Linked DNA regions of Homo sapiens: region 1 is linked to region 2. A link is an interaction called in ENCODE POLR2A ChIA-PET data of the cell type or tissue named here. Cell type or tissue: endothelial cell of umbilical vein. All regions are shown on one strand. Region 1 overlaps CARD8 (caspase recruitment domain family member 8). Region 2 overlaps PLA2G4C (phospholipase A2 group IVC).

The links. Peaks named below come from ENCODE experiments on the same cell type or tissue, not always from the same donor. Only the 100,000 strongest peaks of a DNase experiment are listed, where the experiment ranks them.
Region 1: POLR2A ChIA-PET joins it to region 2 with 5 read pairs; 16 of 35 experiments call an interaction of 5 or more read pairs at or near these places.

The regions. Positions count from the first base shown.
Region 1 is chr19:48,207,157-48,211,156 of GRCh38, reverse strand. It overlaps CARD8 (caspase recruitment domain family member 8), which reads left to right. Exons shown (of 14, transcript NM_001184900.3): 14 at 1-3,071. It overlaps LOC124904734 (a long non-coding RNA gene), which reads right to left. Exons shown (of 2, transcript XR_007067282.1): 2 at 3,882-3,972. Among named protein-coding and RNA genes, the nearest start is that of ZSWIM9, 38 kb to the right of the region's middle. In endothelial cell of umbilical vein, no CTCF peak of the experiment used is centred here; no DNase peak of the experiment used is centred here; H3K27ac peaks cover 1,747 bases.
Region 2 is chr19:48,098,839-48,102,838 of GRCh38, reverse strand. PLA2G4C (phospholipase A2 group IVC) reads left to right here. Exons shown (of 17, transcript NM_003706.3): 5 at 2,979-3,168. Among named protein-coding and RNA genes, the nearest start is that of PLA2G4C, 10 kb to the left of the region's middle. In endothelial cell of umbilical vein, no CTCF peak of the experiment used is centred here; no DNase peak of the experiment used is centred here.

The DNA.
Region 1 (4,000 bases), 110 kb before region 2:
AAAGAGAGCACAAAAATGGGAGAAAATGCAAACATGAGCAGAAAATATTTTCCCACTGGTGTGTAGCCTGCTACAAGGAGTTGTTGGGTTAAATGTTCATGGTCAACTCCAAGGAATACTGAGATGAAATGTGGTAAATCAACTCCACAGAACCACCAAAAAGAAAATGAGGGTAATTCAGCTTATTCTGAGACAGACATTCCTGGCAATGTACCATACAAAAAATAAGCCAACTCTGACATTTGGATTCTACCATAGACTCTGTCATTTTGTAGCCATTTCAGCTGTCTTTTGATTAATGTTTTCGTGGCACACATATTTCCATCCTTTTATGTTTAATCTGTTTAAAACAAGTTCCTAGTAGACACCATCTGGTTGAGTCAGTTTTTTTTATGGTGTATTTTGAACCCATTCTGATAGTCTCTTTTAACTGGAAGATTTCAATTACTTACGTTAATGTAATTATTAATATGTTAGGATTTATCCTCAGTCAGCCAGTTTGTTATGTCTTTTCTATTCTACTGTTATCACATTTGTACCACTTAAAGTGGAATCTAGGCACTTTATCACCATTTAGATCCTATTACCTTTTCTCATCTAGGATATAGTTATCTTCTACATAATCTTTCTGTATCTTAAAACCCATCAATAAATTATTATATATTTTCTACTTTTAATCACTCAGAAGATTTAAAAAACTCATGAGAAGAGTAATCTGTTATGTTTTTCCAGATATTTACCATTTCTGTTGCTCTTCCTTCATTATTTTCCAAATTTCGTTCTGCAAATTTCCACTTCCTCTGATAGACGTTTTTTAGTTCTTTTAGAGTGGTTCTGATAGGTACAGATTCTCTTATTTTTTGCTTCCTCTGAGGACATCTTTTTCTCACCTTCATTCTCAGTGATGTTTTTTGCTTGTAGTATTTTTAGTTGACATTGTTTTCTGTTCAGCAGTTTCCTTTTAGCTTCCGTATTTCCTGATGAGAAATCTGCAGTCATTCAAATTGTTGTTTCCCTGTATGTAGTGTGTCATTTTTCTGTCAGATTTCAAGGTATTTATCTTTAGTTTTTAGCCATTTCATTATGTTGGGGATGAGTTTCCTTGTTTTATTCCCTTTGGAATTTGCTCCAATTCATAAATTTGCAGTTTTATGTCTTTTACCAAACTTAGAGGTTTTCAGCCTAATTTCTAAAAATACTTTTTATTAGCCTGATTTTCATCTTTATAGGAAATAGTTTAAGTGATGACAAGTTCCAATAGCTTATATGCCCAGAAGGCCTTCAAAATAAGAATTTTGAAAGAATACAGAAAACAAACTTTTATATCCTTCTCATGTCTTCTACTGTAAAATTCATATGCTTTGCTACTCTAAACCTAGTTTGAAATCAACAGTCTTGAGAATAGATGAAAATTTTGATGAATAGTGGAATTCTTTTAAATGGAAACCTCTTACATGTGATTTTCCTTGCCATCTAGAAATAAACCATAGTATTTATGTTGAATCAATCAATATTATATTTTGTTTTTTTCCTCCTCTTCTGAGACTCTTATTGTGGAAATGTTAGACTTTTATGTTTTCCTAAATGTCCCTGATATTCTACTTATTTAGAACATCTTTTCATTTTTTCCATTATTCTGATTGGGTAATTTTAATTTGTCTATTTTCAAATTTGCTGGAGTGTTCACCTGTTGTTATCTGTGTCGTCCCACTGAGTGCATTCACCACCTTTTAAATTTTGGTCACTGTATGTATCAGTTCTAAAATTTCCATTTTGTTCTCTATATTTTAAATTTCTTGCCTTATATTCTATTTTCCTGCAAATGTGTCAGCATTTGCTTGTTTGAGCTTTTTTTTTTTCAAGACAGGGTCTCAACTCTGTTACCCAGGCTGGAGTGCAGTGGTGCGATCTCAGCTCACTGCAACCTCTGCCTCCTGGTTCAAGCGATTATTGTGCCTCAGCCTCCAGAGTAGCTGGGATTACAGGCATGCACCACCACAGCCCAGCTAATTTTTTGTATTTTTAGTAGAGACAGAGTTTTGCTATGTTGGCCAGGCTGGTTTTGAACTCCTGGCCTCAAGTGATCCACCCACCTCAGCCTCCCAAAGTGCTGGGATTACAGGCCACTACACCTGGCACATTTGAGTATTTTTTTTTTTTTTTTTTTTTTTTTGAGATGGAGTCTCGCTCTGTCATCTAGGCTGGAGTGCAGTGGTGTGATCTCAGCTCACTGCAGCCTCTGTCTCCCGGGCTCAAGCGATTCTCTTGCCTCAGCCTCCTGAGTAGCTAGGACTACAGGTGCATGCCAACACGCCCGGCTAATTTTTTTTTAAAAATATTTTTAGTAGAGACAGGGTTTCACCATTTTGGCCAGGATGGTCTTGATCTCCTGACCTCATGATCCACCCGCCTCGGCCTTCCAAAGTGCTGGGATTACAGGCATGAGCCACCGTGCCTGGCCTCATTTGAGTATTTTTATAATGTCTCTTTTAAAGTCTTTGTCAGATAATTTCACTGTACATGTTATTCAGTGTTTGGTGTCCACTGAGTTGTCATTTGCCAGACAAGTGGAGATTTTTGCAGCTCATCCTTGTATTCTCAGTAGTTCCGATATGTACCCTCGAAATGTGAATGTTATCTTATGAGACTCTGTTTTATTTGTATCCAACAGAAGATGTTTATTATTTATTTGGCTTTCTGTGAACTGAGGTCTTAATATCAGCTCATTTTAAAAGTCTTTGCAGTGGTATTCGGATCTATCCTGTGTGTGCCTATGAGATTGGGTGCAGTGTATCCTGTTAGCTCCATTCTCAGGGCGTTTGAATGTGAATTAGGACCAGCGCAATGAATGCTCAAGTTGGGGTTGGGCGTTAGAATTCATAAAAGTCTTTATATGCTCAGATTCTGCAGCTCCATCCTCTTCATGATTGTGATCGTAAGGACAGTGGAATTTTGCAGTTGTCTATACCTTATCTTGAAGTAGAACTAAATTGTTACATTTGAAGAATGTACTTCATAAATTTACAAAAATAAAAAAATAGGTTAATGTTATTAAAACAAAAAGGCACACATTTTTAGAAGTTAAATTGATTTATTTGAGGATGCTAAATTAAAAATAGAAGGCCGGATGCAGTGGCTCACGCCTGTAATCCCAACACTTTGGGAGGCCGAGGTGGGTGAATCAGATGAGGCCAGGAGCTCGAGACCAGCCTGGCCAACATGGTGAAACCCCGTCTCTACTAAAATTACAAAAATTAGCCGGGCATGGTGGTGCATGTCTGTAATCCCAGCTGCTCGGGAGGCTAAGGCATGAGAATCACTTGAGCCTGGGAGGCAGGGGTTGCAGTGAGCCAAGATCACACCACTGCACTCCAGCCTGGCTGACAGAGTCTCATTCTGTCTCAAAAAAAAAAAAAAAAAAACAGAAAAACAACAATAAAAAAGAAGAAGTTCATTAGAATGAAGCTACTAAGAAGAAGATGTAAATATCAGGTGATATTTATAATACATAAAAATGATTCAACATGAGTAAACAAACAGAAAACTCCTTGTGAAAAATGGGCAAACGTTATGAGTAAAATGTTACAGTTTGTAAATCGCAATGGACAATGAACAAAAGTAGAATTTCATACGTCTAGTTATCAGAAACCTCATTAAAAGCCATAAAAATACTACATTTTATATTCATCAAACTTCCATTTATTAAGAAGTCAGTAATGCCTACTACTGGTGAGTATATGGAGCACAAATGTAAGTTCTGCTGTTGGTTAGGTAATGCTTGATTTTGGAAATTAATCTGAAGTTACACAGTGAAGTTAAAGGTATGTATACTACCTTATCCTGCTCAGGTTGCCATAACAAAATACCATGGACTCAGTGGCTTAAAGAGTAAAATTTTATTTCTTACAGTTCTCAGGCTGGGAAGTCCTAGATAAATATTTGGCCAATTCAGCATGGTTTTTTTTTTCTTTTCTTTTCTTTTTTTTTTTTTGAGACAGAG
Region 2 (4,000 bases):
GAAATGGAAAATTTACATGAAATAAATATAACTGCAGAACGGTCAAGTTCAAAGGAGCACTCAAAATCATCTGGGACAGTCCTTCCATTTCACAGGCAGGAAAATGAGAGCACGATGGGAGAAAGGCCTCATCAGAGTCAAATGTTTTTTGCAGCCAGCATTTATTAAAGGTTTACATGTGACAGCAACAAACTGTGCTGATCTCACAGGGCTGTTTGAGAATTAAATGATGAAACACATGCAAATCGTCCCAACCTGAGCTATCAAGTAGAGCTATGTAACATGAGCCACATCTATTCTATCATTTTAAATTTTCTTTCTTTCTTTTCTTTTCTTTTTTTCTTCTGGAGACACAGTCTTGCTCTTGTCGCCCAGGCTGGAGTGCAGTGGCGCGATCTTGGCTCATTGCAACCTCTACTTCCCAGGTTCAAGTGATTCTCCTGCCTCAGCCTCCCAGTTAGCTGGGATTACAGACGCGTGCCACCATGCCCAGCTAATTTTTGTATTTTTAGTAGAGACGGAGTTTCCCCGTGTTGGCCAGGCTGGTCTCAAACTTCTGACCTCAGGTGATCTGCCTGCCCTGGCTTCCCAAAGTGCTGGAATTACAGGTGTAAGCCACCATGTCCGGCCCATTTTAAATTTTCTAGTAGCCTCTTCAAGAAGGTAAAAAGAAACAGTGAAATGATCCATTTTCTTTAACCCAATATATCCAAAACATTAGCATTTTGACACATCGTTAAGAAAAAAATTGTTAATGAGATATTTGACATTCCTTTTGTCAGACTAGGTCTTTGAAAGCTGCTGGGCGTTTTATACTGAGCGCATTCCAAGTTGGATGCAGAAGTCTCATTAGATGTTAAAGGAGGCCCGGGGCAGTGGCTCACACCTGTAATCCCAGCACTTCAAGAGGCCGAGGCAGGTGGATCACCTGAGGTCAGGAGTTTGAGACCAGCCTGGCCAACACGGTGAAACCCTGTCTCTACTAAAAATACAAAAATTAGCTGGGTGTGGTGGCACGCACCTGTAATCCCAGCTACTTGGGAGGCTGAGGAAGGAGAATCACTTGAATCCGGGAGGCAGAGGTTGCAGTGAGCCGAGCTCGAACCACTGTACTTCAGCCTGGGTGACAAGAGTGAAACTCCATCTCAAAAAAAAAAAAAAAAAGATATTAAAGGAAAGAACTTTTCATACCCAGCTTGTTCCAAACATACTTCAGAGTTTCCCAATAACTGAATGGAGTACCAGTGTTTAAATTTAAGCTAATTAAAATGAAATAAATATTTTAAATCATGCTAGCCACACTTCAGGGGCTCAAGAGCTATGATGTATGTTTAATACATTGGATGGTGTGAGGGTAGATAGCACCCGATAAGCAGCATTAAGAACATCAAAAATTTTTATTGAGCCCGGGCACGGTGGCTCACACCTATAATCCCAGCATTTTGGGAAGCTGAGGTGGGAGGATTGCTTCAGGCCACAAGTTTGAGACCAGCGTGGGCAACATAGTGAGACTCCATCTCTACAGAAAATAAATTTAAAAATGAGCAGGGCATGGTGATGCACCTGGTGGGTAGTGGTCCCAGCTACTTGGGAGGCTGAGGTGGGAGGATCATTTGAGCCTGGGGGTTTGAGACTGCAGTGAGCCAAGATCATGCCACTGCACTCTAGTCTGGGCAACAGAGCAAGACCTGTCTCAAAAAAAAAAAAAAAAATATATATATATATATATATATAGACTCTATGTGACACACCAGCTCCCTTGCCTTCTGCCATGAGTAGAAGCTTTTTGCACCATGCTTCTTGTACAGCCTGCAGAACTGTGAGCTAAATAAACCTCTTTTCTTTATAAATTAATATATATAATATATATTTATTGAGTGAACAAATGAATATAAAGTCTTTTTTTTCTTTTTTTTTTTCTTTTTGAGATAGAGTCTTGCTCTGTTGCCCAGGCTGGAGTGCAGTGGCGCGATCTCGGCTCACTGCAAGCTCAGCCTCCCGGGTTCACGCCATTCTCCTGCCTCAGCCTCTCGAGTAGCTAGGACTATAGTAGCTGGGTCTGCAACCACACCCAGCTAATTTTTTGTATTTTTAGTAGAGACGGGGTTTCACCATGTTAGCCAGGATGGTCTCGATCTCCTGACCTCGTGATCCGCACACCTTGGCCTCCCAAAGTGCTAGGATCACAGGCGTAAGCCACCACGCCCAGCTTTTTTTTTTTTTTTTTTTTTTTTTAGATGGAGTCACGCTCTGTCGCCCAGGCTGGAGTGCAGTGGCACAATCTCAGCTCACTGCAACCTCCACCTCCCGGGTTCAAGCGATTCCTCTGCTTCAGCCTCCTGAGCAGCTGGGACCACAGGCGTGTGCCACCATGCCTGGCTAATTTTTGTGTTTTTAGTAGAGACAGGGTTTCCTGAGTATCCGGCACTAGAGGTACCCACCACCACGCATGCCACCACGCCTGGCTAATTTTTCTGTATTTTTAGTGGAGACGGGGTTTCACCATGTTGGCCAGGCTGGTCTCGAACTCCTGACCTCAGGCAATCCTCCCGCCTCGTCCTCCCAAAGTGCTGGGATTACATGCATGAACCACCACACCTGGCCCCGTTCATTGATTTTCTAGGATTATGTGAGTTAATAGGTATAAAAGACTAAAGACAGTTTGTTGCTGTCACATATAAACCTTTTAATAAGTGCTGGCTGCAAAAAACATTTGACTCTGATGAGGCCTTTCTCCCATCGTGCTCTCATTTTCCTGCCTGTGAAATGGAAGGATTGTCCCAGATGATTTTGAGTCCTCCTTCGAACTTGATCGTTCTGCAGTTGTATTTATTTAATGGAAATTTTCCGTTTCCTCTGTGTGTCGCCCTCTCCATGAGGCAGGTGTTCCTGTGAAGGACCTCCTTGCACACATCTTTCCCCAGTCTTCATCGTCCACACTTAAAATGCCCAACTCACTCTCTTCCTCTGTCCTCCAGGGCAATATCTTCTCTCTACACCAATGATGGTGACATGGAAGCTCTCGAGGCTGACCTGAAACATCGATTTACCCGACAGGAGTGGGACTTGGCTAAGAGCCTACAGAAAACCATCCAAGCAGCGAGGTCTGAGAATTACTCTCTGACCGACTTCTGGGCCTACATGGTTATCTCTAAGCAAACCAGAGAAGTAAGTCATTCCCAGCTGGGGACCTGGGGTGGGGGTAGGAGCAAGGGGTCTCAGGGTGTGGGGTTACCAAAGATGCTGACCAGCACCACCTTTTAAGTCCTTCAGGATTTTCAAGTCATCAAAATCTGGGCACTTCGGTTGATGCCTCAAAACTAAAGTATATCAGGATTACTGTGGTTGCAAGTGACAGAAATTGACTCTGATTCGTTTATGCAACAAATAAAGTGATATGATTTACTAGAAAGATACACAGACATCCAGGGCAAGAAGAACAATGAGGACTTATGATGGAATAAGGCAGAAATAGGGAAAGTGTCAGACCCAAGACAACTTTCCTCTCCATCTCTGCTTGGCCATTTGATGTCTTGAATTCACTATTTTATTTTATTTCATTTTATTTTTGAGACAGGGTCTTGCTCTGTCACCCAGGCTGGAGTGCAGTGGCGAGATCATGGCTCACTGCAGCTTCGACCTCCTGGGCTCAAGCAATCCTCTTGCCTCAGCCTTTTGAGTAAGCTGGGGCAACAGGCATGCACCATCGTGCCTGGCTAATTTTTAATTATTTTTTTTTTTGTAGAGACAGGGATCTTGCTATATTGCCCAGGCTGGTCTCAAACTCCTGAGCTCAAGCAATCCTCCAACTACTGGGTTCAAGTGATCCTCCTATCTCAGCCTCCCGAAGTGCTGGGATTACGTGTATGAGCCACTGCATCCAGCCTATCCTAACACATCGGGTTTTTGTTGTTTTTTGTTTGTTTTGTTTATTCTTGAGACAGGGTTTCACTCTGTCGTCCAGGCTGGAGTGCAGTGGTGCAATCACAGCTCACTGCAG